2 separate regions of the Homo sapiens genome follow, and region 1 is linked to region 2. A link is a loop called in an ENCODE intact Hi-C map of the cell type or tissue named here. Cell type or tissue: breast epithelium. All regions are shown on one strand.

Region 1 (2,500 bases), 52 kb before region 2:
ACTTACTGGCAGAATGGTTCAGAAATTTTGATGCGCTTTTTAAATCAAGTTTCTCGCAGTGTGTTTTCTGTCCAGTACTTCATCTTGCTTCTGTCCCACGTTGTCTAAAACAATGAGTTTAACATTGTATTCTTCGGTTTGTTGTGCATGTGTATATTTCCCTGGTCACCCGCATGTGTGCTACTGTGATTGTTATGCAGCTCAGCTCATGTGTCTTCAACCACTGACCTTTCTAGATAATGCCTCTTTTTTCCTGAAATAGAGCCCTTAAGGACAACTTCTCTGAATAGTTCTGAGTCTGAAGACCTGCTTTCATCCACTGCACAGACAGCTTTGTACCCAGATGAGTGGGCTAATGTACTGGTGACTTCAGTTCTCTGAAGCTGTTTTCTTAGAGTGATAACCTTGTAGAGATCTGTTAAGACAGAAAAGAGAGAGATTGAGCCAATATTGTTTTTTCCCAGATAGGGAAAGTGTCTGCCCTATACTGTACCAGGTACCAGGTTCTAGGTGCTGGAGACACAGTAAATAAAAGGCCTGCTTCTGGGGGGCTTAAATTTCCATGAAACACTGAATTTATTTTGTGATTTAGTCATTGATGGCTGTTATTTAGGATTAGATTCAGCTGCATGTGACATAAAACCTGAGATAACATAATGGCTTAAACAAGACTGAGGGTTATTTCTCTCCTGTAAATGAAATCTGGAGGTGTAGGTAGTTGAGGACTGGAAATTAGAGCCCTGGGAAGACAGCTGGAGGACCTTGCTCCTTTGTGCTTACTGCTTTGTCATTTCTAGGGTGTGGTTCTCTTCCTCCTGACTGAGAGCTCTAGCCTTCACATCCGTGTTCCAGTCAGCAGGATGGAGGAAGAGAAATGCAGGGCTGCAGGGGCTGCTGTCTCTTAAGGAGGCTGGGAAATGTAATCTTTACTTTGGGTTGCCATGTGTTCTAAATATCAAAGTTCAGTTTGGTTATAAGGAGGAAGAGGAGAGAGGACACCGTAGGGCAGCTAGCAATTGCTGGAACCATGTCCCACGACTCTGGTTGGTTTTCCATTGGCCTCTCTGCTGTCACCACCCCTTCTCAGATGTTTGGAATGGTAGCCACGTCTTTGTGTTGTATGTTGGAGGAGCCTTTGTTAGTACTGGGTTTAGGCTACATTTTAATAAAGCAGTTGGCTATCCTCTTGCCCAGAGGACTCTTGCTTTCCAGATTAATTGGACTCTAGATGTTATATGGAAGGAGTGAAGGGCTGTTATTCAACCTGGTTTCCAGTCCAACACCAGTCTCCATTCTTATGATTTTGGAAAGCTGCTCCATGGCCGGCCAGTCTCTTTTAGGGTTAGGTTCCCAGTGGTTTTGTGTCTGTGGCAGCTGTTTGGCTGCAGGGATCATCTGAGTGAAAGGGAAAGCATCCCCTATAGCCACCAGAAGGTGGCGCTTTTTTGTACTTTAGTCTTCTCTTTCTTGTTTTATATATGGGGCTTTTCTTATGCTTATGTAGGACTATGGGGTCTTCTCAGGACTGTGAAACCAATAAATGAGGTAGGAGGGAAAAGTTGAGAGAGAAGCAGCAGCAGCAGTGAAGATGCTCTGTGATCTTCTTGTACCCACTCCCATCTGATTCCAAAGGGAAGCCCCAAGTGGGCTGATGTCCCCTGCTGTGAAATACTCACCATCTGGAGAGAAATTGTTAACACTGCAGTATGTGTATACCCAAGAAAAAATGCACGTTTTACTATCCAACTTACATGGTCCTTCCTCTTTTTAATACTGCCTTTTCACTCATGTTATGTATATTTGCTCTGCTTTCCAAATTGCTTTCTAAAATGCTAAGTTGGCCAGGCGCAGTGGCTCAATGCTTGTAACCCCAGCACTTTGGGAAGCTGAAGTGGGCCAATTGGTTGAGACCAAAAGTTTGACACCAGCCTGGGCAACATGGCGAAACCCTGTCTCTAAAAAAATTTAGCCAGTCATGGTGGTACATGCCTGTAGTCCTGGCTACTCGGAGGCAGACAAATTGATTGAGCCCAGCAGGTCGAGGCTGCAGTGAGCCATGATTGTGCCACTGCCCCGCAGCCTGGGCAACAGAGCCAAGACTCTATCTCAAAAACAATTAAATAAATAAAATAAAATGCTAAGTTATTTAAAAATGTGAATTTCCTATTGTTGGGCAGCCACAATTAAGTCATTCCTTTAGAGCGTGAATAATCTAGGGCTTCTGAACTATTTTCTCCTCATGGCACAGGTAAAAAACAGCAGAAAAGTTTACAGTGCACGAGGTAATGGGGTGGAGGTTCGTGGAGCCAGCTGTCTGAACTTCCTGCCTCCACCTTCCAACCGTAGCTTAGCTTACCTGTGAGCCCTTCCAGGCTCTGTGCTTCTCACTGTCTGGGAAGCCCTAGTTGAGTGCCTCACGAGATCTTCGGGCATTAGATCTTGCCCAGTTAAGCCATTGTATATTTTATTGATTTGAAGATTTGTTAAAAGTGCTTTTAAA
Region 2 (2,500 bases):
TTATAATTACTCTTAAGTTTTTTTGATGATTAAAAATAGTGAAATTATAATCCACGATCTCAAAAGAAGTTGTTAAATGTAGAGCGTACATGTGTTTTACAAAACCACACAAAGACAGTTCAAGAAAATGATACTACAGACCAATATTCCTTATATGAACACAGACACAGAAATCCTCAACAAAATACCATATAGAAAATAAAACCCAGCATAATGGAGAAAGAATAATACACCAAACCAATTTGATTTATCCCAGGAACAAAAAGGTTGGTGCAGTTTTTGAAAGTAAATGTTATAGGTGTACACCATATTAATAACTTAAAATAACAGGCCAGGCACAGTGGCTTATGTCTGTAGTCCCAGCACTTTGGGAGGCCGAGGCAGGTGGATTGCTTGAGCCCAGGAGTTCAAGACCAGCCTGGGCAACATGGTGAATCCCCTTCTCTACAAAAAATACAAAAATTAGCATGACATGGTTGTGCATGCCTGTAGTCCCAGCTGTAGGCTAAGGTGGGAGAATTGCTTGAGCCCAGGAGGTCAAGGCTGCGGTGAGCCGCGATCGTGCCACTACACTCCAGCCTGGGCAACAGAGTGAGACCGTTTCTCAAAAACAAAACAAAACCCAAAGCCACATGATTCTATCATTTGATGCAGAAAAAAAAAACTTTTGACAAAATTCAGTACTTTTCCATAATAAATGCTGTCAGCAAACTTGGAAGAGAAAGGAACTTCTTCAACCTGAAAAAGGGCATCTACAAAAAATCTACAGCTAACATTATACTGTAATATATAATGTTACAGTGGGGAAAGAATGAATGCTTTCCCCCATGATGGGAAACAGGCAATGATGTTTACTGTTACCACTCATATTCAAGATCATACTGGAAGTCCTAGCCGTTGCAAAAAAATTAATAGGAGACGTACAGATCAGAAATAAATAAAACTGTCCCTATTCGCATATGGCATGATTAGGTAGATAATCACATGGGAATCTATAAAAAACCTCCTAGAACTAATAAGTGAGTTAGCAAGGTTACAGGATATAAGGTCAACACACGATAACCAATAGTATTTTTATATCCTAGCAATAAATCATTGGAAATTAAAACAAAAAAACCAATATCAGTTATAACAGCACTCAAAAGAATGAAATTCTTAGATATAAATCTCACAAAACATGTATAGAATCTGCTCACTGAAAACTACAAAACACTGAAGTAAGAAATCAAAGATGACCAAAATAAGTAGACAGGCATTCTGTGTTCATTAGGATTGGAAAACTCAATATAGTTAAAATATTAGTTCTCCACAAATGATCTATAGGTTTAATACGATCCCAAAATCCTAGCAAGGTTTTTTTGTAGATAGAAGAATGCTGATTCTAAACTTTATATTAGCCAGGCAAAGGGCTAGTGATGGTTTATGGAGGTATGTTCCAGGGAGAGAGAACAATGACATGAAGTCACCCTTGTTTAGGGTAGAATGTGTGTGTGTGTGTGTGTGTGTGTTGAGGGGAGTGTTTCTGAGAGTATGATGGACTTCGTATCTCTTATCGGCCATGAGACTTTTGGCAAGCTACTTGTTCACTCAGGCCACAAGCAGATCTCCTGCAGGTCTCTCACTTGGGGATTGTAAGTTGGGGATAATGGTAGTATTACAGTGCTGGTGAGCCCACCATGCTCCCTAGCTCAGCGTCTCAAGACACCACGTCATCAAAGCCTGTTGGAGGTTGCTATGGTCTGAATGTTGGCATTCCCCCAAAATTCAGATGTTGGAACCTAACACCCAGTGTGATAGTATTAAGAGGTGGAGCCTTTTGGGAAGTAATTAAGTCATGAGGGCTCAGCCCTCATGAATGGGATTAGTGCCCTTTTAAAAGAGTTTGAAGGGAGTGTCCTTGCTCATTCTGCCATGTGAGGACACATAGAAAGTGCCGTCTGTGAAGAATGGGCCCTCACTCAGATACTGAATCTGCTGGCACCTGGATCTTGGAGTTTCCAGCCTCCAGAACTATGAGCAATAAATTTCTATTTATAAATTACCCATTTTGGCCAGGCGCGGTGGCTTACACCTGTAATCCCAGCACTCTGGGAGGCCGAGGCGGGCAGATCACAAGGTCAGGAGATCAAGACCATCCTGGCTAACACGGTGAAACCCGGTCTCAATGAAAAATATAAAAAATTAGCCGGGTGTGGTGGCAGGCGCCTGTAGTCCCAGCTACTCAGGAGGCTGAGGCAGGAGAATAGCGTGAACCCAGGAGGCGGAGCTTGCAGTGAGCCAAGATTGCGCCACTGCACTCCAGCCTGGGCGACAGAGCGAGACTCCGTCTCAAAAAAAAAAAAAAAAAAAAAAATTACCCTTTTTACGGTATTTGGTTATAGCAACCAGAACAGACAACAGACTGATAGTGATACAGAATATCTCTGGAATGATACAAGTTGGGGAGCTGGGTGGCCGAGGGCCAGGGTGTCAGGGAGACATTTTCTGCTGTATAACTGTT

Evidence for each region. Hi-C counts contacts between places; a loop is a spot of excess contacts. Peaks named below come from ENCODE experiments on the same cell type or tissue, not always from the same donor. Only the 100,000 strongest peaks of a DNase experiment are listed, where the experiment ranks them.
Region 1: a loop joins it to region 2, with 17 times the contacts of the local background. A loop is called at or near these places in 11 of 110 quality-filtered maps.

What each region holds. Positions count from the first base shown.
Region 1 is chr16:66,739,067-66,741,566 of GRCh38, reverse strand. All of the region lies in intron 4 of DYNC1LI2 (dynein cytoplasmic 1 light intermediate chain 2), which reads left to right. Among named protein-coding and RNA genes, the nearest start is that of DYNC1LI2, 11 kb to the left of the region's middle. In breast epithelium, a CTCF peak has its summit at 1,429 (motif pointing right); no DNase peak of the experiment used is centred here; H3K4me3 peaks cover 165 bases; H3K27ac peaks cover 1,322 bases.
Region 2 is chr16:66,687,536-66,690,035 of GRCh38, reverse strand. The region is part of intron 1 of CMTM4 (CKLF like MARVEL transmembrane domain containing 4); the gene reads left to right. Among named protein-coding and RNA genes, the nearest start is that of CMTM4, 8.0 kb to the left of the region's middle. In breast epithelium, no CTCF peak of the experiment used is centred here; no DNase peak of the experiment used is centred here.